Linked DNA regions of Homo sapiens: region 2 is linked to region 1. A link is a loop called in an ENCODE intact Hi-C map of the cell type or tissue named here. Cell type or tissue: HCT116. All regions are shown on one strand. Links, peaks and the distances in the headings refer to the core of each region. The heading gives the core; the rest is flanking DNA.

Region 1 (16,261 bases), core at 5,390-10,389:
GGAGGCTGAGGTGGGAAGGCTCTTCGAGCCCAGGAGTTCAAGGCTGCCCTGAACTATGATCATGCACTTCAGCCTGGATGACAGAGCGAGACTGTCTCTTTAAAAAAAAAAACAAAAAAATGGCCAGGCGCAGTGGCTCATGCCTGTAATCCCAGCACTTTGGGAGGCTGAGGCAGGCAGATCATGAGGTCAGGAGATCAAGACCATCCTGGCCAACATGGTGAAACCCTGTCTCTACTAAAAATACAAAAATTAGCTGGGTGTGGTGGCACATGCCTGTAGTCCCAGCTGCTCGGGAGGCTGAGGCAAGAGAATTGCTTGAACCTGGGAGGTGGAGGTTGCAGTGAGCCAAGATTTGCGCCACTGCTCTCCAGCCTGGTGACAGAGTAAGACTCCGTCTCAAAACAAAAAACAAAACAAAACTATCTCAATAAGTATTTCTTATGTCATCCTATTTGTAAAATTTAAAATCACATTCATACAACATTTTGGCCCTAAATGAATGTACCAGAAACACCAATATAGCCAGAAACACAAAGGAGATATCTTACAGCCTTTTACAAGTATTTAATACGAATTTTCACATAATTTATGTTTTTAAAATGTAGTTTAAGATAACCCATATGTAAATCACCTAAAAATACACAACTTACGAAGTATTCTCAAAGAACCCATTTAGGAAGAAAATTCTTCTCCCTAAAATAGGAGCACATCCGTATAATAGTAAAAATGATTGGGGGAGGTAATCCTAAAAATTGAGGAATCAGTGGTTAAGGTTTGAGTATTATAAATAGAGTGTATACCATGTTCAAAGGTCATTCTCTGTATATAGGAGATAAATAAGTAAGCATTATTTTTGTAAAATATGAAAAAAGGAGGCCGGGCACGGTGGCTCACACCTGTAATCCCATCACTTTGGGAGGCCGAGGTGGGTGGATCACCTGAGGTCGGGAGTTCGAGACCAGCCTGACCAACATGAAGAAACCCCATCTCTACTAAAAATACAAAAAATTAGCTAGGCGTGGTGGCGCATGCCTATAATACCAGCTACTCGGGAGGCTGAGGCAGGAGAATCGCTTGAACCAGGGAGGTGGAGGTTGCGGTGAGCCAAGATCACGCCAATGTACTCCAGCCTGTGTGACAAGAGCAAGACTCTGTCTCAAAACAAAACAAAGACAAAGAAAAAAAGAAAAAAGGACCCTTATGATGAAGAAAGCAAAAGGAAACTGCCTAAAACAGACAACAGCAACATATCAGAGGACATAATCAGCTAGGGAGTCAGGCTAATGAGAGAAAATCTGTACTGTACCCAATTATTATTAAAGGATGCCCCAGTGTGGCAGAAGACAGACGAACTATTCAGAACAAAAGGGAAGGCATTATAGGCAATCACAAGTACGAGTATGAAAAAAATTAGACAGTCCAAAAGGTTAGAACAAAACATCCCAGGGATTTCTGAAGTACATTTTAAGAGGTTCCAAACCCTGGGGTGGTGCCCTAGAACCAGAAGGGGCATGATGGTATGGTACCATCAAAAGAAATTTCTTTTATTGGGAAAAGTAGATGAAATGACAAAATACAGAAAAATTCCTCAGAAATATTCACCCTAGTAGCAGTATCAGTCTAAAGAGTTTTATCAGAAAAAAGTTATCCTATCAGTTTCTCACTGAAACAGTTAATGTGTAGATTATTTGTTCTGAGAACTTGTGCCCATAGAAGCAAATATAAATAAACCCAAAACAATTTTAGTATATATCAGAACTTAAACACATTAATTAAGGAGAACAAGATAAAGAGTATCCAGGTTAATTATAGTCAACTAAATAAAAAAACAGAAGTATATCCATAATTGGCTGAATCACCAATCCACATTCAATGAGCAACTTAAACACTTTTGTTATTTTTTAAAAGACTATAGTTATTGTCATATTGAAAATCAGTATTAAAATATTGGATGTAATTACATATAACTTTGAAGTAACTTCGTTATGGGTAACAGGAACTGTGCCAATAAGAGAAGTACAACCAGCCATGCACAGTAGTCTGAGGCCTGTAATCCTAGCACTTTGGGAAGGTAAGGCAGGAGGATCGCTTGAGTCCATGAGTTTCAGACCAGGCTGGGCAACATAATGAGACTCTGTACAAATAATTTAAAAATTAGGCTGGGCGCAGCGGCTCACGCCTGTAATCCCACCACTTTGGGAGGCCGAGGCGGGCGGATCACGAGGTCAGGAGATCGAGACCATCCTGGCTAACACGGTGAAACCCCGTCTCTACTAAAAATACAAAAAAAAGTTAGCTGGGTGTGGTGGTGGGCGCCTATAGTCCCAGCTTACTTGGGAGGCTGAGGCAAGAGAATGGCGTGAACCTGGGAGGCAGAGCTTGCAGGGAGCCGAGATTGTGCCACTGCACTCCAGCCTGGGCAACAGAGCAAGACTCCGCCTCAAAAAAAAAAAAAAAAAAAATAGCCAGGTATGGTGATGTGCACCTATGGTCCCAGCTACTCTGGAGACTGAGGTGGGAGGATCACTTGGAGGGCAGGTGAAGTGGTGGGGAGAACAGCCATGATGTGGGAGAAGTGAAGTTTTAGATTTGATACTATCTGGACAGTAGCTATTGTCTATTGTAAATTCTCAGAGAATCTATACTGTGTATAATAAATATGAAACTTAAATGTTCATGGTATCTATGTTGACTATATGTGTTTTAGTTTGACTTCTCCCTATAGATTGGTTTTGCTGTATTTTACTTATTTCTTGAATGTTATCAGTCATAATGGGTCAATAAATGACGTAATAACACGAAAGAGAAATTTCCTACCAAAATCAGGTCGCTTATTTTTGAAATCTGTTATCCCAGTGTTGCTGGCATTTGTTACAAATAGTTTGAAAAGAAAAAAGAAACAGACTTTAAATAACAAGATAAACACAGTATATCTCAAGCATAGGTATGGACTTGAAAAGAGTCATGACGACTCCTAGCAAGACAGCCATCAGGCTGACAATATATTAACCACAGTTAAAGAGACAATGTCCTTCTAAAAAATAAGGTTTGACATTGACACACAGAAAAAGAAGAATGTAGAGAGTAAAGGATGACAGTCAGTATATGAAGGAAAAAGGAGCTTTGGCTAACAGAAATCAAGCTCGTTCCTCTCTTGTGAGACCATCTATAACCACATGGATTTGGATATGGTACACAACCTGAATATAACAGACCAAGCTCTACTTTTAAAAAATTAACTGTTAACGAAACTGAGTTTAAAGTCAAACTAAATAAAACTGGGGCCTCTAAATGTCTCCATCACCCATAAAGCCAAGTGATTTTCAAAAGATTAGCCCTGATAATAATACATAAATAATACCTATCTCCAACCAAAGGGACAGCAAGATTCTACAAGCAAAAATAATAAAAGATGCAGTCAGCCAGGTGCAGTGACACACTGGTAATCCTAGCACTTTGGGAGGCCAAGGCAGGAAGACTGTTTGGGCCCATGAGTTTGAGACCAGCCTGGGCAACACAGTGAAACCCTATCTCTATGAAAATTTTAAAAAAATTAGCTGGCTATGGTGGTGCATAGTCCCACGTTACTGAGGAGGCTAAGGTGGGATGACTGCTTGAGCCGGGGAGGTCAACAGCTGCAATGAGCTGTGATCGCATCACTGAACTCCAGCCTGGGAGACAGTGTGAGACCATGTCTCAAAAAAGAAAGAGAAAAGGTCTTATAGAACTAAAAAAAAATTTTTAATTTATTTAAAGTGCAAACAATCTCAATTACTTTAATAAATTATCTAAATGTTGGTATAATTTATAAATGTATTAAGAATAATCACTGCAGCAGCCATGAAAAAAGAATGAAATCATGTCCTTTGCAGCAACATAAATGGAACTGAAGGCCATTATTCTAAGTGAACTAACTCAGAAACAGAAAACCAAATACCGTACATTCTTGCTTGTAAGCAGGAGCTAAACAATGGGTACACATGGACATACAGATGAAACTAACAGACACTGGAGTCTCCAAAAGGGGATATGGCAGGAACAGGATAAGGGATGAAAAATAAACTATCGGGTACAATGTTCACTATTTGAGTAATGGGTACACAAGAAGCCCAATCCCTACCAGTACGCAATACTGGTAGGGATTTGTTACAATACCCTGTAACAAACATACATGTGCCCACTGACTCTAAAATTAAATTAAACTAAAAAAAAAAAAAAACTGCAGAAATCAGAAGCAAAAGTAAATTTAGTTCTTCCAATAGTCAAAACAGATTTTTAAAAAGTACTGATTAAAAAACTTACTGAAATGATCAGGTGATCCCAGAGTTGAAAATACACAAGTCAAGAATTGAAGACGAACTTGAACTTCAGCACTATGGCTGTACCTATAATTTAAAAGTCATTAAAATAATTAAATATCCTATTTCTTAATTACTTTTAAAAATTTAGTGGTCCTATGCATAACTTATACCAAAAATTGTTTTAATAATTCATAATTATTTTAACTAAGTATCTTTGGTTACACGAAAGAAGTTCATAAAGGCAAAACAAAAAAATTTATACTATTTAATAAATTACACAAATCTCAAAACTACAACAAAGTTTACTTTCAAATTACATAAGAAAGCACACAAAAATTCAACAGTGAAGCAGAGGAAGTATGTCATTTTAAAAGTATGTAACACACACATAAGTTAGAATAGGCAACAAGTAAAAAACACCATCTCTATCTAAAAAGTACATACTTCATATCATAGTCCCTTTAGTGATAATATATTCTGTACCCAAGAAACACTAATAAAATAATATTTCCATAAATCTAGTTCATGAAAAGTAGAGCTGATACAAAATTTGTATTTTTGAATGTTATTTCCAATCTAAATAATTATAATTCACATGCATAAAATTTGATGCTTAATAAAAAAGTTGCTTTTGAAACTTTTAAAGAAGCAACTTTTAGTGAGGTAGGGTAGGAGATGAGTCTGAATAGATCAACAAGAGACAGACTGTGGTCGGCCCCAAAGTCAGAAAGAAGAGATAGAAAAGGAAGTCAGGGAAGAGTGCTGGTGAGTGGGGGTGAGGGGACCATGTTTGGGGTGGAGGTAATCATCAGGTTTGCTTTTTTAAAAATTTGTGTATTTGGGGCTGGAAGGGGGGCAGAGTCTCACTCTGTTGTCTAGGCTGGAGTGCAGTGACAGAATCACCGCTCACTGCAACCTCTGCCTTCCAGGTTCAAGTGATTCTCGTGCCTTAGCCTCCGGAGTAGCTGGGATTACAAGCTAATCCCAGCTAGGCGTGCGCCACCACACCCGGCTAATTTTTGTTATTTTTATTATAGTAGAGACGGGGTTTCACCATGTTGGCCAGGCTGTCTCAAACTCCTGACCTCAAGTGATCTGCCTGCCTTGGCCTAGCAAAGTGCTGGGATTACAGGTGTCAGCATGACCGGCCCAGGTTTGCATTTTAAAAGGATTCCTTTCCTTTGGCAACCCCAGTGAACTGCATATTTAACTGTGTCTATAATATCACATTCTAGTTCAAGTACTTGAGCACTCAATGAAACTAAGTCAATAATAAGCTATTATTGCTGTTTTACAGATCAAAAGGCAGACTGTGGATCAACTGCCCAAACTGCTTTGCCAACATAAAACAGTGGCTGGTCTATGCTCTGATCTATAACCTAGCATGCAGAAGGTCAATGGGCATTTTTTTTTTTTTTTTTTTTTTTGCCGAAACGGAGTTTCACACTCGCCCAGGTTGGAGTGCAGTAGCGTGATCTCAGCTCACTGCAACCTCCGCCTCCTGGGTTCAAGCGATTCTCCTGCCTCAGCCTCCCGAGGAGCTGGGATTACAGGTGCATGCCTCCACACCCAGCTGATTTTTTTTTTATTTTTAGTAGAAATATGGTGTCACCACATTAGCCAGCTGGTCTCTAACTCCTGACCTCAGGTGACCCACCCACCTTGGCCTCCCAAAGTGCTGGGATTTCAGGCATGAGCCACTGTGCACAGCCTGGGCATCTTAATTCAATGTCCTGTAATCCACAAGTAAGAGCAAAATTTTAACAGCATCCCAAAATTAGCTTCCCAAAATCGCACTAAATTCATTACTGAAGTTTTAAAGCTTAAGTTTTCTGAAGACTGAGTTCACTGGACATGCCTTTGCTGCTCTTTAGGGTCTCTTATTAATGCTGGCAAAGAAAAGATTAACTTTTGCCTCATTAATGCTGCACTCACCTTTGTGAAAGTGAAAATACATATGACGAGATGTAGGGGAGAGGAAATCTGATAAGCAACTCTCAGACTATAAGGCAACCCAGATAAAATTCAAGAACAGCTAGCTCTTAAGGGCTTCTAGGCTTTTTAAGTTAAACAACAAGGGATTTTGTAGCAGAGGCCTTGAGTACAAATTCAAAAATGAGTTGTATGACCCATCAGTTCTGCGGTTTTACGTTACTGTATCCTCTTGCCTTGTCTATGGGACATCAATCAAACATAAAAGGAGAATAAAGTCTTGCCCTTTACTAAGTGCCTTTACATCTGAAATAATTCTTCCCCTATACTTGCATCTCGGAATAAGGGACTAATAACCCTGAAGGCATGGGTCTAGTCCCTTTGTACTCCCACAGTATAGCCCCGATGCTGCACTTCAAAGATCTCTGTGGGCTCCATCAGGGTCCTATGGGCTGCTGAAACCACCAGTGAGAAAAATTCCTTGGGATGTCAGACAAAGATGGTATCAATATTGACAAATTCTCATGGGCTTGTCCATGGCTTCTGACATCACAGGAAATACAGGACAAAAACAGTCTCCCCAAAGATATGAAACTTTAGTAACAGATTACTGCCTTAAAAGAAAATCTCTTTGTAGCCTCCACAGACAAGATATTCTCTAGAGGGCACTGGATTCAGGAAACACGTAATATGTCCTTTTAAGAACATACTACAGGTGCAGTGGCTCATGCCTGTAATCCTAGCACTTTGGGAGGCGGAGGCGGAGGCGGGTGGATCGCCTGAGGTCAAGAGTTCGAGACCAGCCTGGCCAACATGGCGAAACCTTGTCTCTACTAAAAAGCGAAAACGAGCCGGGTGCAGTGGCAGGCACCTGGATTCCCAGCTACTCGGGAGGCTGAGGCACGAGAATCACTTAAACCCAGGAGGTGGAGGTTACAGTGAGCTGAGATCACGACATTGCACTCCAGCCTGGGCAAAAGAGCAAAAACTCCGTCAAAAAAAAAAAAATAAAGTGAAAAAAAAATAATATAAAATCAAAAAACAAAAATTACAAAATGAAAAAATAAAAATATCATCTTTCATGCTACAAGAATCTTTTTCCCCCCTCGGTGAAAAATTTCAGAACTTTCCTATTTTAATCTCCACTGGAAAAAAAATACTGAAATAAGTATGCATGAACAAAGAGTAGCAAATGTACACTTGTTTTACAGCCTGAAGGAATAGGGAAATTGTATCAAAATAGTCCAGACAACATCTCTCTGTTCTAAGAGTTTTATTCTCCTAGGATGGCAGCCAACAAGGCAGATTGAAAGGTTGGAAAGATTATTCTAGTATACCCTAAAAACACATCTCCAAGGAGCCCTACTCCTTTTTCACCACAGAAGCAATGCTTTGCTCACCTCTGATTCCACTAACAAAGTGAGTAACTTCACTGTTGTCAATGCAGTGAACAACTAAGTCTCAGACCTATGTTCCTTTTTGATACTTAACGTTGGACTTTCTCTTTACGAGGATGATTCACTTTATGACTTCCATTTCCCTTTCACTATGCCTCTCAAGTCCTGCTCTTCAAGTCCACAGGCTTACAGCTGTGGTGGGAGCTCTTTTATAACCTAGTGTTTATTTCTTTGCTGACAAGTAATTAACTCCCCATCTCCTAATAAAAATGTGGGCCATGTGTGGTTTTATTTCTGCTCTTTGTTGATCCTATGATTTTTGTTTGTTTTGTTTTTGAGACGGAGTTTCACTCTTGTTGCCCAGGCTGAAGTGCAGTGGTGCGAGCTCGGCTCACTGCAACCTCCACCTCCTGGGTTCAAGTGGTTCTCCTGCCTCAGCCGCCTGAGTAGCTGAGATTACAGGCATGCGCCACCACGCCTGCCTTTTTTTTTTTTGTATTTTTAGTAAAGACGACGTTTCTCCATGTTGGTCAGGCTGGTCCGGAACTCCCAACCTCAGGTGATCTGCCTGCCTCAGCCTCCCAAAGTGTTGGGATTACAGCCATGAGCCACCATGCCTGGTGATCCTATGATTTTTATAGAGCATAAATGTAATGTTTGGATTCAAGAGGCCACCATTATCGTCAAACTCTGCTTCAATAGGAAAAAAGAAGGATACTGACTTGGAATAACAGTTAGAATTTTAATATAATTTTAAAATAATACATCCTGTATAGAGGGAACTTTGTAAGCAAAGCTATGGAATACAGTAAATAGAAATACCCCAGAAATAATTTGATAAGCTTGTAGAATAAACTGTCAAAAAAAATTATAAAACTGGAAAGGTTGAGTTGAGTTCATAGACAGTCCAGAATACTAAGCTGAAGAGATTGGTATTTTATTTTTTATGCCATGAAGAATCTCTGGATGTGGTTAAGAGACAGAATTCTTGTATATTTCATATGCTATATTATTTGTTTTAACCAGGTAACTACAATTTGTAGATAACCTATGTGCCAGGTACAATTCATTGTATCATTTCATTAAATTCTTATAAACACTTATAAGGTAAATAATTGGAATTAGAAGGGTAAATAATTGAAATAAGGTTAAAATAATAGATTAATAACCTAGAGCTAGGTCTGCATGATTCTCAAGCCCATGGGCTTCCCAACAGTACCATACTGCCTTCCTAATTTGACAGATAGAAAGAATGAACCAGCATATGGGAAGACTGAGGCAAGGAGACTAAACTAGAGGTGGTTATAAGGACAAAAGTAGTGTTTGCGGAAATGTCAACTTGTGAAAAGACATGGGGTATATTTTAACAAAAAGGTAGAGATTAATGGCAGTATAATGTAGCATTTACAAATACAAATTCTATAACAGAAACAGACTGTCGGTACAGAAGCTCGCTCTATTCTTTGTGTGTGACGTTGGACAAGTTGTCATATCATATAGCTTCAGTATACTCATTTCTAAAGTAAAACGGTCTCAAATGGGTTGTTGTATATCTTAAAATAGTTGATATCTGACACAATGGTAAATATCAACTAACACTGGCTTTTTTCTCATCGTCATCATTATTCATGTTTGGAAATAAGAGTACAAAAATGCCTCAAGTCTCAAGTTTTAGGCAAGTGGGAGGATAGCTGCACCCTAAAGGACACAGTAAAAATAAAATCTAGAGAAGTAACTGATTTGTGCAGGGAAATAAGTAAATTTATTTTTAGAAGTATGCATGCCTTAAAGGTCTATGACTTTTCCGAACACTTCTACAGTCTGCTTAGTTTCCACCTTTGTGGAAGTTTTCTATGTGATTTTTTCAATCACAGTGTGACTCCTCCTCTTCTTCATTAATATGCCAGTAGTGGCATTGAACTGGTTTCCTCAACATGGACATCGGTCCATAACAATCAGCTCACCAGCAGAAATCTTCTGAATCTCCTATGCATCTCCTTAAAGAAGCTTCAAATACAGCTATACCACCACCAATCCATTTCTACCAATTCTTGTCCCAAATCACTTGAATATATCCAGAGAATATTTTGATGTAATGAGAAAATATTAATGATATACCACCAGTTTTAAAACCTTCCACACGTCCTAAACTTTCTAATACTAGTATGCAATTATAATAAAATGTTTTAAATTAACTGTTAATTATTTTTGAAGTAAATATTTACAAATTTTAGAATCAATGCTCTAAACTGTTAAAACAAGCATATCTATGGTTTCTGAAAAAATGTATTTACTTTTGATTCCTTAAAAACAGTTATCTTTGAACAAATCTCAATAGTGAAGGTTAACCAACCCCCAAAAGTGAGCCAGCTACATTTACCTAAGAATTTAAGAGTAACCTCCTAAGAATCTTTCAGCTTAAAAAGTTCTAGCAGCCTTTTCATAATTTTATACAAATAAAGTTTTCTGTTACAATTACTTATTATATGAAAAAAAGTTAAAACACTGGAAAATCATCTTTCAAAGGAAAGACATCGACACAAATGTATTTAACCCAGTTGAGAGGTACTTACAGTGCATGTTTTTGTCTTCCTTCTCTCACAGTTTGAATGTAGTATACCAAATTATCAAAGAAAAGCTTCATCATGTTCAGTTCTTTTTCTGCCCACCTGGCCCAAATAAAAGAAAAAATAATTTTAAAGTGGGCAGGGTAAGAGAATAAATCTATGCTATGACAGTAAATATGCAAATCTAAAAAAAATCTTCAAATGTAAAATTTTAGTTACGAAAAATATACACGTTTTATTTATATTTGAATGGTGAAAAGATATAAAGCAATGTTCCTTCATTTTTATGAATTTAAAGTACCTTTGTAAGTTTTTAATCTCAAAATGCCTGTGAAAGTACTATTATCAATGACTAATTTGAGTTAATATTAAAAGTAATATGATACCCTTTCATATAAGAATATACTATGTGCTTTGGTCATTACTTAGCACAATATCTGGCATACAGAAGGCATACAATAAACTTACTGCATATATCTTTTGTCATTAATTTGCTTATATTTTTGAACAAAATTTTTTTTAAAAAAATCAAAGAAATACCCAGCACTGAGTTCCAAAATAATGTAGAAATACTACAATGAAAACACAAATAGTGGCATATACATTCAGAGATCCCAGGGTCCATAACTTCCATAATTAACATAATGTATTTCATATAACACCTATTAGCAATTTATCTGCTAAAATGTACAGATGTAGAAGTATTAAAATTCTCTAAGTTCCATGTAATTTACATCGTGTTTCTGTTATAGCCATATTTTAAACAGAAGTTACTTTCACCTTGCTATTCACTAAATAAAGGTCAAGTGGTAGAAAGAAAAAGACTTTGGGTTTGAAGGCAGCTCCAATACACTTGCTACAACACAGCTTCAGGCAAGTAAGCTGTCTTGTGGAAGTCTGTTTGCTTGAAGGTTTATTAGAAGAATCAAGGGTAAGTTTCCAATTTTAAACTATGGGCCATTAGAACGAGTTTAAGAGATAATATGTACTAAATATTAAGTGCTGCTATACATACTAGACTCACAATAAATGACAGCTTTTGTTGTTACTGATGTCAAATAACCACAGGAGTTCTTTTAAGTGATGTAGTTTATGAGATTTAGGATACCAATCTCTTGTGGTAATGGAAACCCTGTGAATTTTCCTTAATTAAGCTTATTTACATTTAATTTAAGGAACAAGCTAAAAGAGTTTCAACTCAATATATTTAGGTTCGGGTACTTGATTAAGTAACTGAATATTCAGAGACTGCCCCTTCTATACAAGAAAGTTACTCCTTAATATGAACCACCTCCACTGACTATAATGACACCTGCTCGCCCGTGTTAGCACCAAATGACTGCCTTTACTGCATTAGAATTTTGAAATTCAGCCACTTAAAAATTATAGAAAGAGGCAATGAAAAATGGCTCACACTATTCTTGTTCTTCAGTGATGTTAAATGCTTTCCCTTACCCCTCCTTTTGGAAGCTGAAGGACCTTCCTTGCAAAAACAGAACCTTCACTGGATTCTTACTGTAGTATTAACCAAAGAAAGAGACTAAGATACTTCTAAATAATAATAAAGGTCCAGATTAAACATATTCCCTTTAAAAGAACAATTAGAAGCAAGGTATATGACTCAGAAGAATTAACTTCATCTAATCTGGAATTATAGTGCAGACTTCCAAGAACTATAAAAGTGATACTCCACTGTGAAAGCAAGCAAGTGTTCTTACCACCTAAGCTTAGAATTGAGAACTTGATCTCACAAATGAATCCTTCAACAAGTCGAATTTTCCCTAAAATTCAAATGTCTCCGAAATCTCTCCAAAAGCTTATTTAGAATAAAGCATACAACACATCTTCTTAATGTATTGTTTGTGGTAGACAACTTTCTCTAGACTTATTACCAAAACATGGGGTCGATTTCACATAAAAGTTCTACCTCTGGAAGAATTATTGTAACATTCATTAATCATAAGTTCTCCATAAATGGAGTAACTAGTTGAATATCCCTTATCCAAAATGCTGGAGACCAGAAGTGTTTCAAATTTTTTCAGATTCCGTAATATTCGCAGAATGCATAGCAGTTGAACATAACTAATCCAAAAATCCAAATTCCAAAATGCTCCAATGAATATTTCCTTTGAGTGTCCTACTGATGCTCCAAAAATGTTGGATTATGGAGCATTTCAGATTTTAGATTTTTCAGATTAGGCATACTCAACCTGTAATAAGGTAGTGTCAAGATTACCCCAAACATGACATTAGGTCTACAGCCAATTCCTAGAAATGGGAAAAATTAAAGGCATGCCAGAGTTTACTTTAGTGTGGCTCTTCTTCAAAAGTACTCTGCTGTAGCTGCATACGCTAAAAATCTCCCTAAAATTAGAGTATTAATTGCTAAAGTACTGTTCTCAAACTCCAAAGAAAACAAAACACAGATTTTCCTACTGATCAGGATATAATCTCTACAGGGGTAAGTGGCAGAAAAATCTAAGAAAACAAACCACATGAAACTCAAATTTTCCTGGTACAGAGTAAAAGCTTGTAGGTTAGTCAAAACCTTTAGATAACTATAATTAGAAAAAAATCTTTAAAATAAATACTTTTTTCTTTTATTTACTTACATTGTTATCCAGTGTGTATCGTAACTGCTCCCAAACTGCTGAAAAGTACCAAATAGTTTTGGAAGAAGACGAAGTGAAATTACTACTGATCTGAAACAGCAGAAACATTCACAAAATAATTTTAGTAATTCTTTTTATAGAAATTCAGCCATTTAAAATTTTAAATGCTAAAAGATTTAATGAATCTTGCATAGAGACATATTATTACACAAACATTAAACTTTTTTTCTCAGAAGTATAAATTCATTTTACATATTAGGGCAAGAACTGCAAGTTTAAAAAATTCCAATCCAAGATCTTTAAGGTAAAACACACTATAAATATCTGGGTAAAAAAGCAAGTGAAGAGCATTTAAAGATGTTTCTTAAATGAAACTATTTCTTCATAAGTCATTACCATTTTCTCCTAAATTCTCAATATGATTTGCATTCAAATTGAGAATCATGACCTTATGAACCACGTCACTAATGGAAGCACACCACATACCTCAAAAGTATAAGGAGCAGAAAGGGGAAAGGAAATTACTTTAAAACTTCAAGTAGATCTGAGTCTGCCTATCCTCTGAAAGGAACAGGTACAGGACAGATACTGACATAGAAATCCTGGAAGTAGGAAAGGAGGTTGGCTGCATGAGCCTTAAAAGAGGCAAAACAAATTCTAATGAAGAACTAAACTTATTTTAATCTTAGAAGCCAATACTGCTTCATGAAAAAATTTTTCACAAATTTAGGAAGTAAATTTTATTCACTTCCTGAATTTTCTTCAATAAACATGTTTTCATTTATAAAATGCAATGTGGAAGCAAGTATATGTTTGACGTTAGAGAAATAAGACGCCAGGCATTAAGTGGTTATTGACTGAGTTCAGTGAATAATGGTGTGGTTCATGAAAGACACAAACCAAAAGTAGGAATGTAGAAATAAGACTCATCTTCCTTCTACTCCTACCCTAAAGGAATGCTTTTCTCCAGAATTTATAAGTGCTGAATTATTGAGGAATAATTACATTATACATGGCTAAAGATTTTTAAGAGTTTTTCCTAAGATTATCTAAAAACTTCCAACTTTTCTCCCATTTAAAAGAATCAAATTCCAAAGAACAAAGACACACATTTTAAGTGCTATAATGACCAGACAGAGTCAAAGTCATCCCAAAGCACTAAAACATTTTATTAAAACTGATAAAATTTGTTTTTAAATGACAGAAAGTACTGCTTTTAGACTATAAATTAATAAAACACAGAATGGGAAAGATAATTTTGGCCTGGTGATAATAATTTATGTTTCAATGAAAAAGGAAACTTTACAAAATCAAATATAAAACTCGTTCCAATAAAGATTAAATTGTAGAATTTCTCCTATAATGACTATGAGATGTTATAATGACTTATCAACTTTTTTGCCCAAGTAGTTCTGACTACTGATATGCTTACAAAACTAACAAAAGCATAAAAGGGAAGTGTTATAGTCAAACTTACATTTCACAAATTCTTTCAAGACTGAAAATTTCAAATACCAAAACACATAATCCTAGGCAACAATGTGGTTAAGATAAAAAGATTCAATGGGCAACCACAAAGGCTCAATGGCCAACGCATAATGGTTCATGCCTGTAATCCCAACACTTTGGGAAGTCAAGGTGAGCAGACTGAGCCCAGGAGTTTGAGACCAGCCAGGGAAACACAGTGAGACCCGGTCTCCACAAAAAAATACAAAAAATTAGCCACCCATGATGGCACATGCCTGTAGTCCCACCTCCTCAGCAGGCTGAGGTGGGAGACTCGCTTGAGCCTGGGAGGCGGAGGTTACAGTGAGCTGAGATTGCACCACTGCACTTGGGCCTGGGTGACACAGTGAGACTGTCTCAAAGAGAAGATAAAGGTTCAATGATCCAGAGTAATAATACACTAATTTTAGACTCAAGAATAATCCTATTATACTGAATTGCACTAGTTGTTTGATTTATTCCAAGAGTTTGTGTTGTAACCAAAAGCTTATGACTATGCAACAGTGTGGTAGTCCTGTAAGAATTACTAAGGCAGCTTTTTGTTATCTTAGAACAGAGACATTCACTGTTGGTCTTCACAGCTGAAGTTACATATGGATGATTTTGCCTAATCTAGGACTCCATATTTTAAAGAAGTATATTCTACAAAATAGTCATTTAAAATTACAGCGTATATCAAAAGTTAACGTGAAATGCCATATATAATATAGTCTCTAGGGAAGCAAAACAAATTGTGTGTGTGTGTGTGTGTCCGCACAATTTTTTTTTTTTTTTTGAGACAAAGTCTCACTGTGTTGCTCAGGCTGGAGTGCAGTGGTGCGATCTTGGCTCACTGCAGCCTTGACTTCCCACCTCAGCCTCCCAAGTAGCTGTAACTACAGGTACGGGCCACCATGCCCAGCTAATTTTAAAGTTTTTCTGTAGAGATGGGGTCTTCCTATGTTTCCAAGGCTGGTCTCAAACTACTGGGCTCAATAGATGCCCCATCTCACCCTCTCAAAGTGTTGGACTTACACGCGTGAGACACTGTACCTGGTCCCTTTTGGATCTTTTTAATTTTCCTACCTATAAAAGAAGTATGTACTCATTTTAGGAAAACTGAGTAACAAATAGGCACAAAGAGAAAAAAAAAAAACCTCAAGCTGGGTGCAGTGGCTCACGCCTATAATCCCAGCACTTTGAGAGGTCAGGGCAAGCAGATCACTTGAGGTCGGGAGTTCGAGACCAGCCTGGCCAACGTGGCAAAACCCCATCTCACCTAAAAATACAAAAGTTAGCTGGGCGTGGTGGTGCACACCTACATTCCCAGCTACTTGGGAGGTTGAGGCAGGAGAATCACTTGAACCCGGGAGGCAGAGGCTGTCGTCAGCCAAGATCATGTCACTGCACTCCAGCCTGAGAAACTGACTGAGACTCCATCTCAAAAAAAAAAAAAAAAAAAAAAAGCAAAACAAAAAACCTCAATCCTCCCAAAAATAACTGCATTGTAGAGATTACACTCTGACTTATTTCTTACAATCTTTTCTTTTTAACGGTTAGGCCTGCAATTATTTGCCTAAATCATTATATAATCTTTGAAAATAGGACCCTTAATGGCTGCATGATATTTAATCTTTCATACAGTTTTCTCTTTCTATTGAAGTATAATAAACATACATACAAAAGAGGGCACAGATCTAAGCGCACAGCTCAAAATACTGAGGTAAACACATCTATGTAACCAGCAACCAAATCAAGAAACGAATCAGTATCAGCATTCCAGGAGCCTCTACTGTGTCCCATTCCAACCACTCAGGGTAGCTATTACCCAGTCTACTAAATACAAGAACTCACCTGTTTTTACATGATATAAATAAAATAATAGAGATACATAATGTTTTTGTGTCTGGCTTCTTTCTTGCAACATTGTGTTTGTGAAATTCAACCAAGTTGTTCCATGTAGT
Region 2 (16,261 bases), core at 6,682-11,681, 77 kb before region 1:
ATGGGCAATGAAATCAGAAGGGACAGAGGCAGACATTTTAAAACACAAAGATTCAAAACATTTTTTTTTCTTTGAGACGGAGTTTTGCTCATCTCCCAGGCTGGAGTGAAATGGCTTGATCTCAGCTCACTGCAATCTCCGCCTGGTTCAAGGGGTTCTCCTGTCTCAGCCTCCTGAATAGCTGGGATTACAGGTGCCCGCTATCAAACCTGGCTAATTTTTTGCGTGTTTTTAGTAGACATGGGGTTTCACCATGTTGGCCAGGATGGTCTCGAACTCCTGACCTCAAGCAATCCGCCCGCCTCAGCCTCCCAAAGTGCTGAGATTACAGGCCTGAGCCACCATGCCCAGCGTACATTTTATATTTTTTTGAGACGGAGTTTTGCTCTTGTTACCCAGGCTGGAGTGCAATGGCGCGATGTCGGCTCACTGCAACCTCCACCTCCCGGGTTCAAGCGATTCTCCTGTCTCAGCCTCCTGAGTAGCTGGGACTACAGGCACCCGCCACCACGCCCGGCTAATTTTTACATTTTTAGTGGAGGTGGGGTTTCCCCACATTGGCCATGCTGGTGTTGAACTCCTGACCTCAGGTGATCCACCTGCTTCGGCCTCCCAACGTGCTGGGATTACAGGCGTGAGCCACCATGCCCGGCCTCAAAACATTTTTTAAAGATACTTTACCATAAAATATGTAAAAGAAAAAAAAAGTGGACCTGCAATTTGAAAAACTACTTTTTAAGAGAAGAGCCTTCCTCTTCTTCCTTCATTTTTTTTTTTTTTTTTTTAAAAGGAAACATTCGGCTGAGTACGGTGGCTCATGCCTATAATCCCAGCACTTTGGGAGCCCAAGGTGGGCGATCACAAGGTCAGGAGATCAAGACCATCCTAGCCAACATGGTGAAACCCCGTCTCCACTTAAAACACAAAAATTAGCTGGGCATGGTGGCGCGTGCCTGTAATCCCAGCTATTCGGGAGGCCGAGGCAGGAGAATCACTTGAACCAGAAGTTGGAGGCTGCAGTGAGCCAAGATCACGCCACTGTACCCCAGCTTGGTGACAGAGTGAGACTGTCTCAAAAAAAAAAAAAAGGAGACATTCTAGGCATAACATCTACAGATGCAATTGGTTTAGTGGTGGCTTTAGCAGTAACTCAATATTTACTTCCCTATTCTACCCATTTCTAAATTGTTAGCAAGTGGACTGCTTTTCTTTTTCCATTCAGCAGAGTAGACAAGAACACCGAGAAGCAATAAGGAAGCCCTTCATTAAAATCTGGAATGTGTATCATTTCTCAACTTTCGGCTAAGATCAACTATAAAATCCAGACTGTAAATGGTTAATTCATAACAAATATGGTTAAGTCAAAAAAACAACTTTATTTGGGCTAATCTATGAAACGGAAATGACTAATATTTGTCTTGTGAGAATCAAGAGAATATTTTAAAACAGTTCTCAGAAAATTGATACTAGGATAAACTGCCTATAGAGAAGTGAAATTATTACAATACTCCAACCCAAATGTCTTTTCAATATCTATTGTTGGCTAGGTGCCATGGCTCACGTCTGTGATCCCAGCACTTCGGAGGCTGCAGTAGGTGGATTACTTGGGTTCAGGGGTTTGAGACCAGCCTGGCCAACATGGTGAAACTCCACCTCTACTAAAAATACAAAAATTGGCTGGGGATGGTGGCAGGTACCTGTAATCCCAGCTACTCCCGAGGCTGAGACTCGAGAATAGCTGGAACCCAGGAGGTGGAGGTTGCAGTGAGCCGAGATCGCGCCACTGACTCCAGTCTGGGCGACACAGCAAGAATCCGACTTGGGGGCAAAAAAAAAAAAAAAAAGTCTTTTCTCAATTATGTCACATAGAAGATGTCCTTTTTCTATCCAGTATCTAGTGTTATCCAGGTTGCTGCTGGTGTTATAAAAAGCACTGAAAGAACAATCCTTTAAAACTTAGCTCAAGCCAACTTCCTTGCCAAACATTTTTTTAATTTCTTTTTTTCTTATTGTGAATCAGGTAGCCTCTTGAGCCACAGTAAGCTAAGAGAGACTCCCTTGTCAAAGATTTTTCAGATTAAGTCAGTAAACAGTAATTTCTCTTTGCTCTGATCCCACAGAATTCACTGAGTAAACAATTTACTCAATCTTATTCTCATGGCACTGTAATTCAACTCCCATACTACTAAGCTTTTTATTTCTCTTACCTTCTTAATCGGGCTGTTGTGGAAAGCAGAAATAGCACTTTAAAAATATTTCTGAGAACATACTAAACTTCCAATAAATATAAACTGAATAAATTTTTGATTTAATCATAGCAATTAAAAGAAAGTTAAGCGACTCTGCTATTGGATTTTATGATATGACAAAGCACTTGGAAGGACACAAACCATTTATAATTTCTGAATAAAACTTACCGTCATCTCTCCACCAAAACATTCAGATGCAAGTTGAGCAGAATCAAAAGGTTTTACCTCAGCATCATTAAAAAGATACCTAAAATAGAGCATATAGTATTAATCTAGTATGCATATAATGAGTATCTTCATATTATGTCTACTATTTTTTGAATAACCAATGTTACAAGTGTCAAATTATTTCATGAGGTAAATTCTAAGTTCTTATTTTTACAATTCTAATCTACTAGAAATTGGAAATATAATTTTATAACATATTCTTAAGCACCTTATAATCAGATAGATCCATTTATGACCTAGGATTAACAAAAGAATTCATAAAAGAAATAAAAAAGTTTGCTTTAATATAACATGTAACGCTATTAGGAAAAATTAAGAGATTGGGAGAACTTTCAAAGGTACCATTTCAAAATTTATGATCAAAAAAAGATTCAAAATATACTTATGGAAACATTCAAATGGATAAAAAAAGGAAAAGGCACCATGGACCTGATGGGTGAAGGAGTGAAAAATAACTCAATGAAATTATTCTGCTAACTGAAAATCAATTAACAATTGTACATTTTCTTCAAATCAATATCCCCAGCACTTAGAACAGTGCCTAGCACACATATAGTACCTATAGGCCAGACCCTACCTAACAATATCTGAAGACCAAAAAACAGGTACTGGGGACTGGTTTAATGACTTCCAACCATTAACTTGATAAAAGGATAAAAAGAAGTGTGTGTGGTCCTCCCAATAGGAGGTGAAACAAGCAGAGCATGCAGGTAACTTCTAATGGCACATATAAGGCTACACTGTAGAAGATATTCAATGAACAGCTCTTGAATGAATAGAGAAGATAAGAGTTGAAATGTTGTCTATAAATCTCCTAAAGTTGTCTGCAAAACTGTGTTCATTTCTCCAAGGAAAGGATTCAAATTCTCAAGAGTTAAAAGATCCGTATGTTTAAGAACTGATTTACACTGTCTGTTGAAAGTTATCTTCATTTAAAAATTTTGTCTGCCTCATTTCCAACTTTTGTGGCAAGTTTTTAGAAAACTAAACACTGAAAACATATCAGAAAACTACCATAAATTGTTAAAGAAGTTTTGAAATATTTAAAACTCACCATTTATTGTTTTTATAAGCATGGGGATTTACTATATCTCTGATAAAGCTATAATAGTGTCCACCATCTGCCGTTCCTGTGTGAACAGTCACTCCTATCAAGTCATATTCATAGCTCTCTGAGTCTTTTGAATGATCACTGACTTCTTTAAAACCTGAAATGATTTACACAGAATGGAAATAATTTTCCAAACTTCACAACAGTTACTTAGAAACACTTTTTAAAATAAACTTTATCAATTACAATATTTTAAGTCATTTTAATAAAATAAAAATAATTTTCCCAATGTGACGAGTTACTTAGAATCACTTTTATAATAAACTTTATTTACAGAAATAGGCACAAATAGTTTATATGTTAAATAGGTACAAAACAACTATCTGCTAGTCATTCACCATCCTTAGCCTACTACCATAAAGGACATATTAAACAAACCACTAGAAAAACAACCATGTGTTAATACATAATTATGGACAACTTCAATATAAAGTATAAATATAAAATATTTCTTTAATCTGACTAATCTTTTGAAATAGGTAATATAAAATGCTCCATTCTATTTAATCTTTACTAGGAGCAGACAAACCTAAGACCTAAAAAGGAATTAGCATACTTCTTTTATTCTCATGTTAAGAAAAGTGGTTTAAACATGGTTTCCTTTTAAAAAAAAGGAAAACGAACCAATGTACTGGCAGCTTCCAAATATATATCAGTTAATAAAAAACACTACGTATTAAGAGATTTGTGTAGACAGAAACAAAATAAAGAAAAAGGTACACTTCCTATCCCCAAAGATTTAAAATATAAAGGTAATAAAAGATACTGAGGAAAAAAAATGTAGAGTGGTCTAATAAGTTTGAAGATGATGTATGATTTATGATCTGTATTCCCACTACCACACAGAAAGGGAAAAGTAGAATACAGAATAAGGAAATGATGAGATCTGGCTGACTTGAGGGTACAGTCTGAACTGGAACATGAAGAGATAATTAGGTCAGTAAGAGAAGGGTATGACTCAAGGTGTCAAGACAGTGGCTGAGGAGTGTAGATATGCTTATGGAGGCAGTGCCAGGATCTGACTGCATCACTTGTGGCCTAACAAATTCCTTTATCCTGGCATAAATTCTGCTCTCTCCACAAGTGGAAACATCACAAGAAATATAATGAAGCACAGCTGTGAGGAGGTTCTGCTCTACTCTTCCAGAAAAAAATTTTTTTTCAAATAGATGGAGTCTTGCTCTACTATCCAGGCTGGAATGCAGTGGCATAATCATAGCTTACTGCAGCCCTGGACTCCTGGGCTCAAGTGATCCTCCCATCTCAGCCTCCTAATAGCTGTGACCATAGGCATGTGTCACTGCACCTGTCTAATTTTTCAAATGGTTTAATAATAGGTCTAAAAAGTAGAATGTATACATACAATGCCCACTTCTTAACTTCACCTGTCATCTCTACTGGTCCATGTCCTACAACTTATTTTTATTTTTTTGAGACAGAGTCTCGCTCTGTCGCCCACACTGGAGTGCAGTAGTGCAATCTCAACTCACTGCACCCTTCCTAAAGAAGGATAAACGAGCAAGAGGCCGGGCACAGTGGCTCACACCTGTAATCCAAGCACTTGAGGAGGCCAATGCAGGTGGATTGCCTGAGGTCAGGAGTTCGAGACCAACCTAGCCAACACGGCGAAACCTTGTCTCTACTAAAAATACAAAAATTAGCTGGGCCTGGTGGTGCGTGCCTATGGTCCCAGCTTCTTGGGAGGCTGAGGCACAAGAACTACTTGAACCTGGGAGGTGGAGTGAGCCAAGATCATGCCACTGCATTCCAGCCTAGGAGACAAAATAAGACTGTCTCAGAAGACCAAAAAAAAAAAAAAAAAAAAACCCCCACAAAAAACAACATAAAAAGACTTACCCCACGAGATTTAAGCTCCACAAGAGCAACAACCGTGCTTATCCTGTTCACCACTGTGTCTCCAGTATACAGAAGAGTGCCTAGGAACATAGTCCTAGTAGATACTAAATATTTACTGGTTAACTGACTGAATGCATGACATTGTCTTAACCTTCTCCCTTCTAAGATTCAATTTTTGTTAACTGTGTAGTTGATGACAACTTTATAATTATGCCTACCTTGTTATGGAGATTGACAATAATCACAGACAAGAGAAAGAAATGAAAAAATCACCTTCTTTCCTCTCACTCTTTCCCATAAGAAAATCTTCTGTATAGGGCGTCATGTCCAAACGTAATGGGAAGGAAAAGTGTGTATTCACTTTCTCTTTCATCATCGTGACCATATTAAATGTGTATCTCATAGTATTGAAACTCAAAATGCGAGGCAATTTCTTAAAACATGCCCTGAGAGACAAGAAAAAAATTAATAAAGATTATTTTTTACAAATACTTCAGTTGGTTTGATTTCTGTTATGCTATATCCATTTCAATTTTCAACTCAGAGTTAAGAAGTATAGTAGTTCCCCTTATCCACAGGGGATACCTTCTGAGAACACCCCGTGTCTGCCTGAAACTGAGGACAGTATCAAACTCTATATACACTACGGTTTCTCCTAAACCAACATACCTATGACAAAGCGAATTTAGAAATTAGGCACAGCAAGAGATTAACAAGTATTAATAAAATACAACAATTATAACAATATACTGTTCACAATTTCACAGATTTTAGCAACCTCATCGTATGTTTTCTTTCCCTATTCCAGATAAAGTTTAATTTATAAATTAGGCACAGCAAGAGATTAACAAGTATTAATAAAATAGAACAATTCTAACAATACACTGTTCACAATTTTACAGATTTTAGCAACCTCATCGTATGATTTTTTTCTTTTCATATTGAGAACTTTAAGGCATTTTACAGCTTCTCTTTGGCAAAGCCCAACTGTTAATGAACACTACTCTTGCACTTTGGTGCCATTAAGTAAAATAAAGGTTCCTTGAATACAAACAGTACAATACTGCGAAGGTAACCAAAAGGGCCACTAAGTGACTAATGAACAAGTAGTGTATACACCATGGACATGCTGGACAAAGGGATGGTTTACATCCCAGGTGGGGACTGTGCCAGATTTTATCATGCTACTCAGTCCAGTGGGCAATTTAAAACTTAAGAATTATTTTTGAAATTTTCTATGTAATATTTTCAGACCTTGCCTGTCTGCAGGTAACAAACTGCAGAAAGAAAAACCACAGAGAAGGGAGACTATAGAAGTATTCTAAATCACATTCTTATTAAAACTATACAGTCAGTCCCTGAGCACTAGGCAGCAGCACTCCTGCTCGCCCTTTTCCAACGGCCCACCACTGAAGGGCAGCCCGATGCCTGGCAGCCACCCTCTAGCACCATGTCACAGAGCAGAGTCCCCACGATGCAGAAGAAGAGTCTGCAGGGCTCCTGGCAGAATTACACTTTAGCAATAATAGGAATGGGGGCAGTGTTCCAGCCTGTTTCTGTTTCTACCAGTGACATGGAAAAAGTACTACTAGATGCCCAGCATGAGTCTGGACAGAATATCTCCAAGAGTTCTCACTGTGACAGGATACCTCGCTCTCAGACATCAGAAGATACTAACAGAGCTGCTGAAACAGCCAGCCATAGCATTGGAGAGAAAAACAGCTCTCAGGCTAGGCGCGGTGGCTCACGCCTGTAATACCAGCACTTTGGAGGGCTAAAGTGGGCAGACTGCTTGAGGCCAGGAGTTCGAGACCATTCTGGCCAACATGGCAAAACCATGTCTCCACTAAAAATATAAAAATTAGCTGGGTGCGGTAGTGCACAAGCCTGTAATCCCAACTACTCGGGAGGCTGAGGTTGGAGGGAGCCAAGATCACACCACTGCACTCCAGCCTGGACAACAGAGCGAGACTCAAAAAAGAAAAGAAAAACAGCTCTCAGTCTGAGGAAGGTTATATTGAGAGAAGGAAAGAAGTTGAAAGCATTTTGAAAGAAAAACCTCAGATTGGACATGGGATTGGTTGAGTTAACCAGAAAATATTCCCCCCAAGGAGTTCCTCTCATAAGGGCTTGCTGTACATTAACGCATATACTTTTTACAACAATCCTATAAGGAAGGTACTGTTAGTCTCTCCTGTTTATAGATTAAACACCCCACATGCATGGCCACTCTCAGCATGAGAAACACAAACATCATGAAGAAAGAGGGCATATTCTCTGCAAAATTTCTGAAGGTTTTTCTTCCATCTCTGCTGTTCTCTCATTTACTGGCCACTGGATTGGGAATGTCTATTAAAAGGTGGCTGACAACCTCCACCAGCACCTTTTCATGAAGAATTGGAACCTGGCTGTTCATTAGTGGGATTGTATTTGAGCTTGCACATAGTTAATTGAAGAGCTGTTATGATCCTTGTATGGCTGCATCACTTGTGTGTACTTGTTCTGTAACTCCTGCATTCCTAATTTAGTAAAATCAAAGAATAGACACTAAAATCAGGCCGATCTACAATTATACTTAAGGGATCAATAGGCAAGTCAGAATGATTAATATCTACTGTAGGCTGGGTGCGGTGGCTCACGCCTGTAATCCCAGCACTTTGGGAGGCTGGAGCAGGCGGATCATGAGGTCAGGAGATCGAGACCATCCTGGCTAACACAGTGAAACCCCGTGTCTACTAAAAATACAAAAAATTAGCCGGGCGTGGTGGCGGGCGCCTGTAGTCCCAGCTACTCAGGAGGCTGAGGCAGGAGAATGGCGTGGACCCGGGAGGCGGAGCTGGCAGTGAGCCAAGATTGTGCCACTGCACTCTAGCCTGGGTGATCAAGCGAGACTCCATCTCAAAAAAAATAAATAAATAAATAAGTAAATAAATAAACGAATCTACTGTAAAAACTTGGTAGTAAATTTTCACTGGATATTAGACATAAATATCTGAATACAAACAATTTTACTAGTCTTGATGTAGTACTGTAAAAATTATCTATAACTTAATTCAGCTAAAAAACTATATTTCAAAAGAATGAATAACACTGATATTAAAATCACTACTTTAAAGAGTTTGTTCAAAATAAATATTGTGGCCTTATATTACACTATTGTAGAAAATATTGTTTAATTTAAATGAATGCAGGTTGTCTACTAAAGATTACACATAACTATGCTAATTTTTCTTAATAAATAGAAGCCAAGATATAACTACAAACTCAGCTGTATCGTTTATATACGAAACTATTGTTGCTTTTGCAGTATAAGGTCTTCATCCTCTGATTATTAGGTAACCACCTTGGATGATGAGTCAGCTGCTCAGTATCTTTTTACTCTTCATCACTCTGCATTTGTTAATTTATTCCTATCCTTTGTCCTCAACTTTTGTGTGCTCTTAAAAATCAGCTTTATTCTAAGCAAATTTGTGTCTACTTTAAAAGACTGGAAATGAAAAAAATCTTTGCCAAATCCATCAGATTACTGTATTTACATAAGGTTTAACATCAAATGCCATAAAAGCTTCTTGATGAAACCAGGACTGTTCCCCATTTGGACATTTTTTTCTTTCTACAGCATCCTTGTTAGAAAGGCCGCCCCCTTGATATACTGTATATACGTGACTGTGCATTTGTTTCATCTTTCCGTACTCAATTCGGTTGTTAAATAAACATTTTAATTTGTTTAAAAAAAAAAAACAGCAAACACACCCACAACTTTTTCCATTCTGAAAAGATTTTCCTATGTCGAGATAAGAAAAATAAAATGTTATGGTAGACTACGGTAAACACCATGATAAAGATACAAAAGGGTGCTATGGAAGCATGAAAAGGAGTTCCATCATTCTCCAGGGCCAAGGAGGTCTTTGGTTCAGAGTTTTCCTTTCTTCCCTAAATAAAAGGAATCAAAGTACTTATTTTTGTGAACCAGAATTGCAAAGTCTGGCTGTAATCCCTTATTAGATGAATGACCCTATATAAGTTACTTAACCTCTCTGAGCTCAATTGCTGGGTTGTAAAATGGAGATTACCTACCCGATACTATCTTTGAAACACTGCCTGGCAAACAGCATTCAGTTAAGTGTCAATTGCTGCTACTACAGTAACAATAGCAGCAGCAGCAGCAGCAGCAGCAACAGCAGAAAATCAACTGGTCACCTAAATCCTATACCATAACATATTGCTAGTTCAAGTTCAATTTAAACAGACAAAAATATACAAACTCTGATTTACAAAAAAATGAATTTTAGGGAATAATTTTCCACTGCACATAAATATCAAACGAGAATTTATTTAAACCAAGAACACAGTCAAAAATACAAAAAGTATGAATTTAGGGAAACAAGGAATGAAAGATGTTACAGGCAGAGGGAATAAAAAGTTCAAAAATTCACTATTTTAGATTATTTGGGAGACTGACAAATGAAGTATAACAGAGTCAAATGTATGTAATGATAGAGTGTGAACTTCATCCTAACAATTCTGAAGAATAACTAATGAGCTTGTGGCATGGGGTGAAACCATGCATTGTGTCAATAAGTAAGAGAGATGAGCAGATCCAGAAAGATTGGAGAACAGGTGACAGAGCACAGCAAAGCATTCTAAACTAAGATGACAAAACAAAACAAAACACATCACTAAACTACCTTCTGGAAAAACCCAATGCTTTTATTCAGCTGTCATTTTCTTAGTTTAGAATGCTTTGTCAGTAGCATATTAGTAAAAAATTGGTATTATGGTGATTGATAAGTTACTGAGGTAAAATGAATAGATTGAGAAAACCAGAGGTCTGAAAATAGAACAGTATATGATCCTATTGAGGATAATAAGCACTTTGTTCACTTCCTCAATTGGCCCATTTCTGTTGATTATTATGTTAGTACAGAGATATAAAAGTATAGTAAGAACAAAAATGACTGACTACCTGGGAGAGATGTGACAGGTATTTCAGAAAAACAGCAGAATCTTATCAGTCAAAAGAAGGGAGTTATCAAGAACGACAGATTTATTCAATACATTTATTCCAATTAGAGATTCTCCAAAGAACTTGACTCAGACCCTTGATGATCTTTTGGTGACTCATTTATTATATTCCTCTACAGCAGTTAACTTTTGACTGACTCCATTTTATATACGTCCCTAACTCTTATCCTAACCCAACTCTCATCAGATGAGTTTGTCTTCTTCGTGTAATTGCCTACATAGCTACGCTTTCATTTGACTATGTCCACCTAACAACTTGCCCAACTACCCTTCTTGAAATTGGAAAAATGAATACCATCCCTTTCAAATAAATACTGACCTGGAAAACCTCCTCTTAAGCAATTTTAGTATCTTATTGTATAATGACTTTTTATTCTCTGCCTTCAAACATGCTCAGATATCTTTCATCTAGAAAAATCCTTTGTTTGAGCCCCAAGACTCTTTCTGGCTACTATTTTCCTTGCTGTTTTTATTGCTTTTTTTTTTTTTTGAGACATAGTCTTGCTCTGTCACCCAGGCTGGAGTGCAGGGGCATGGTCTTGGCTCACTGCAACCTCTGCCTCCCAGGTTCAGGTGATTCTCCTGCCCCACCCTCCCAAGTAGCTGGGACTACAGGCGTGAGCCACCACAACCGGCTAATTTTTGTATTTTTAGTAGAGACAGGGTTTCACCATGTTGGCCAGGCTGGTCTCAAACTCCTGACCTCAGGCAATCCACCTGCCTTGGCCTCCCAAAGTACTGGGATTACAGGCATGTGCCACCGTGCCTGGCCTGTTGCCAAACTTTAAAAATCAATGATTTATGCTTGATTCCATGTGTCCCGACAATGTTGCTTCTATTCCTATAACCTGACAAAACACATCACTAAACTACCTTCTGGAAAAACCCAATGCTTTTATTCAGCTGTCATTGTCTTTCATCTCTGTGAATTATATTAATTGATTATTTTCTTCTTGAGATTCTCCTCCCAGTTTGGGGGTTACCATTTTATCCTAATTTTCTTTCTTTCCTTGTCTCTCTTCTGTCACTTTGTCCTCTGTACTTTTAGGTTGGCTTAGCTCTTAAGTCTTTTCCAACAATTACATTATTTCTCAGGCAGATATTCTGATAGATTCAATCACACAGATAAACCTAAAACTTGGATGGCAATAATCTGATGCCATCGTGTTACCAATCTTGTTTTCCACTACTGTTCCATGTGAATACACTACTTAAAAATGCAGGCTGGCCTAATCCTAGATTTTTTGCACATTCAAGGACATTTCTATTTCTCTGCATTCGTTCTTAGTAACTAACTGCATAAGATGCTCTTTTCAATCCGATTTCTATTTGTCTTTCAATATAAAATTAAAATGTTTACTCAACTACTCTGTCCTAAACTTGCCATTTTATGGCTCTTAAGAGCCTTTTGGCCAGGTGCAGTGGCTTCATGCCTGTAATATCAGCATTTTTGGAGGCTGAGGTGGGCGGATTGTTTGAGCCCAAGAGTTCAAGACCAACCTGGGGAACATGTGAATCATCAAAGAATAATAATAAAGGGAAAAAATTGTATAATGTTTGGCACGCATTAGTAGAACAAGTATAGCATTTTTTTTTCTTTTTTGAGATAGGTTCTCAATTTTTTGCCGAGGCTGGAGTGCAATGGCACAATCATGGCTCACTGTAAGCTACCTCCCAGCCTCAAGTGATCCTCCCGATTCAGCCTCCCGAACAGCTGAGACTGTAAGTGCATGCCACGTCTGGCTAATTTCTAAAACTTTTTTAGCAACAGTGTTTCCCTATGTTGCCCTCAAACTCCTGGGCTCAAGTGCACATCCTTGAACTCCCAAAGTGCTGGGATTACAGATGGGACCCACTGTATGTGTAAGGCAATTTTTATTTGAAGACCACTAAATTATTATTTTCCAAGAAATTCTACTGAAAATGAAAGCTGAGGAAGAATATTTTTGATCAATGTACCAAAATATACACATCCAAAGATAACAACAATACACTGGAAGGGAACCAGCTTGAATGTATTATAGTATAAACACTTATTTAACACTCTAACTCAACAGTTACTAACTCCCAAATCTACCTCTATTCTAGACCTCTCACCAAGCTCTAACTGTAACAGCCAACTGCCTGCAGGACCTTTCTAGCTGGATGCCCCAATGAGAACTCAAATTCAACTTGATTATCTCCCTGAAATTTGCTTATTTGTATCTTAGGAATCAGCATTGGGAAAGTTTCTTTATTCTGTGACTCCATGTCTTCACATGTAAAATGGGGATAATAACAGCATCTATTGCAAAGAAATGCTGTGAGGATTAACTGGATTAAAGTTCTCACAACAGTGCTTGCTAAATAAAAAATACTTTGGAAAGGCTAGCTAGTACAAAAAGTCCCTAGTTAGCTACTACAGAAAATTCCAAAAATAAACAATTCATAAGTGGTGTGGTGTTCTGAGTATCATGATAAAATCTTGTACCATCCTGCTTAGGATATGAATCATCCCTTTGTCCAGCTTATCTGTGTTGCAGACACTACCCACTTATTGGTCACTTAGTAGCTCTCTTATTACATGGGCTGTCATAGTATTGCAATGCTTCTGTTCAAGTAACCCTTATTTGACTTAATAATGGCCCCAAAGGGCAAGAATACTGAGCTTCATTTGTAATTTAAACTTTATCATAGGTATGTTATGCACAGCAAAAAGCAGTATATATAGGGTTCAGTACAATCTGAGGTTTCAGACATCTATTGTGGGGTCTTGCAACATTTCCCGAGGATAAGGGGTTCCACTGTATTACTTAAGAAAATGTCACAAAAGCTAGACATCTGAGACTCGATACAGATAATGATGAAAATGATCAATGTACTTATCGTCCATGTATCTGCTCCCCAAAATCTATACTGTTTCAAGTTGAGTGATTACCACTTTCATACAGCTCAGTATATGTCAAAATAAATGGTAATTCACTGAACAACTAGATGAAAAGTTGCTCCATGAGACTGAGCTCCATGCAGCTGATTTTACCTTCATCATATAATTTCCACCAAAGTTTAATCTTAGTTTACCCTTAGTTTGTCTTTCACTTCTACGGTGAACATAATAAAAATCACATTTGAAAAAGCATACCTTTTTTCAGCTCGTACTTTCTTCCCACAATGAGAACAAGTATACATGTTATCACCTTCCAAAGTGTCTTTTATAGTAACTTCATCAAGAGATTCCTGTGTATAAAACCACATTTAAAAGTTTCATATTATTGTTTATAGCATGCAAATATACAAAAGGTGGCAATTACAATTTTGACAGAATGCTCAGCAAAAAAATTTTTTTTTTAAAAGTGAATTCTTAAATTTTAGTAAAAAACTGTTTTTCCTCATATTAAGATATTCTATGAATCTTAGTAACTTTTTTGAAGGGTTAATTAAAAATTTAAATTTTGATTGGGCAAGAAAAAGCTTTATGGTTGATGTTTAACTCTTATTTGAATAGTACAGTAAGAAGAAAATACATAAAAACATGAAAAAAGTTTAAAAATATCAAGATGACCAACACAAACCCGCTATACACAAATAGGTAAAAGCATAAAGTAAAAAAATTATGTGCATTATTACTCACATAAATGTTCTTCATATCAGCCACTTGGCACCTCACAGTATAAAACTCTTCAGCAGTTTGACTAACATGTTCACAATCCTAATCAATACACATAAAAAATTAATAAAAACTAGTAAATTATAATATAAATGAAAATATATTAAGATCTCCAAAAAGTAAAAACCAGGTATAATACTTACCAAGGATACAACATTGTTTGTAATTACACCTCCAAATAAACTTTTGACGGTATTTTTCTTTAATATAAAACAAACAAAAAATAAGAAACTAGTTAAAACGCAGGCAAATTTGTTCAAATTTCAAAGAAACTTTTCAGTATTCTGATACTAACCAGTTCGGGAGACATTTCTTCGATTTTGGTAATTAGATCAGTAAAAAACTCTGTCATATCTTTCTGTTCCCCAGTATTCAGAGGCTGCTTATCCATGGTGTATGTTTTACAGAAAGGTCTAGGATTATATGCTTTGCATTCACTCTCCTGCAAATAAAAAGGGGAACATTCTAAGTGTCAGATAAAAATAAGAAAATTATAGGTTCTTCAATGAACATATAACAAAAACAAAAGAACAGGTAGTAAATCTACTAAGTTAGTTTTAAATGGTTGCTTCTATTTCTTTCTGTTTAGTTTTCATAGTATTTTTAATTTAATGGTCTTGGTGCTAGAAGATTCTTAAATTACCTAGGATATTTGTATTTTCAAGTCAAGGAATTTCTAGGAAGAAATCTGAGACTCAAATGACTCACAGCCGGGCACAGTGGCTCAAGCCTGTAACCCCAGCACTTTGGGAGGCCGAAGCAGGCGGATTATGAGGTCAAGAGATTGAGACCATCCTGGCCATCCTTTACCAACATGGTAAAACCCCATCTCTGCTAAAAATACAAAAACTAGCTGGGTGCGGTTGCGCATGCCTGTAGTCCCAGCTACTCAGGAGGCAGAGGTTGCAGTGAGCCGAGATCGTGCCACTGCACTCCAGCCTGGCAACAGCAAGACTCCATCTCCAAAAAAATCAAAACAAAACAAACAAAAAAAACACTCACATCTATATTGCAAAGCATAAAATATACAACCTTTACAGGCCGAATAAACTTTCCCAGAGATTGAACTTTGTTTTAATAGCTTTTAAAATAGTCATTTAAACCAGCAATTTTCTATTTGTCAATTCAAATGGCACTTGCAGCTCTGTTAAAAGGAGATTAAAGGCCAGGTATGATAGCTCATGCCTGTGATCCCAGCACTTTGGGAGGGTACGGCGAGTTGATTGCTTGAGCCCAGGAGTTCAGCACCAGCTTGGGGAACATAGTGAGACTCTGTCTCTACAAAAAATAAAGAAGATAGCCAGGCATGGTGGTACAAGCCTGTGGTCCCAGGCAGTGGAGCAGTGTCGAGGTTGCCATGAGACGAGATGGTGCCACTGAACTCTAGCCTGGGTGACAGAGTGAGACCCTGCCTCAAAAAATAAAAATAGTCAAAAATACACAAAGAAGTATGACACAATCCCTGTCCTCAAGATTTAACAGGTGAGAAAAGTAACATATATACAAGGCAGAAACAACAAAGAGGCATGGTGACTTGGAATACTCCGGTTAATCTGTGGAATAGATGGTCTCTTAGAGTTTGAAACCAAGCTGACTCTTGAAAAATGAACATCAGAAGAAAATGGAGAAGAGTGACACAGGTAGGAAACAATGGCATAAATAAACCCACAAGCAATGAAGCAGCAGGGTGATGGGCTCCAAATGGAGAGGGATAAGATAGGAGGTTGAAGGGTAGGGGGAAAAAACCCAGAGGGTGTGTGCCATGGTGATGAGCTCGAATACCATTCTGTTCGTAATGAAGAAGCACTCAAGAGTTTTAAGCAGGGGAATAATATTGTAAGATTTACTATCTTTTTAAAAGATTGATCACTTTTATAGTTTTAGGCATTGTAATTAAGGGATACTAAGATAAATCAGCTAGAAAGCTGCAAGCATAAAAGGGGAGGACCTTGTGACAGAAGAAGGATGAGACACAACAGATTCTTCAAAGGACAAATTAACAGAATGTAGACAACTGAGATAACTTTTAGAAGTTATTATGACAAATAACAGAGATAACTGACAGACAGCTCCGGGCACGGTGGCTCACACCTGTAATCCCAACACTTTGGGAGGCTGAGGCAGGCAGATCACTTGAGATCAGGA

Evidence for each region. A loop is a pair of places that touch in the nucleus more often than their neighbours do. Peaks named below come from ENCODE experiments on the same cell type or tissue, not always from the same donor. Only the 100,000 strongest peaks of a DNase experiment are listed, where the experiment ranks them.
Region 2: it touches region 1 in a loop (15-fold over the local background); 1 of 110 quality-filtered maps calls a loop at or near these places.

Annotation. Positions count from the first base shown.
Region 1 is chr2:61,321,070-61,337,330 of GRCh38, forward strand. It overlaps USP34 (ubiquitin specific peptidase 34), which reads right to left. Exons shown (of 80, transcript NM_014709.4): 19 at 12,813-12,902; 20 at 10,207-10,302; 21 at 4,306-4,388. Among named protein-coding and RNA genes, the nearest start is that of SNORA70B, 88 kb to the right of the region's middle. In HCT116, for the core only: no CTCF peak of the experiment used is centred there; a DNase peak (open chromatin) is centred at 7,802.
Region 2 is chr2:61,242,793-61,259,053 of GRCh38, forward strand. It overlaps USP34 (ubiquitin specific peptidase 34), which reads right to left. Exons shown (of 80, transcript NM_014709.4): 45 at 14,412-14,558; 46 at 14,260-14,316; 47 at 14,081-14,158; 48 at 13,592-13,686; 49 at 5,719-5,891; 50 at 3,532-3,685; 51 at 2,418-2,496. It also overlaps the pseudogene BNIP3P45. Among named protein-coding and RNA genes, the nearest start is that of C2orf74-AS1, 73 kb to the left of the region's middle. RefSeq lists a silencer at 4,402-4,696. In HCT116, for the core only: no CTCF peak of the experiment used is centred there; no DNase peak of the experiment used is centred there.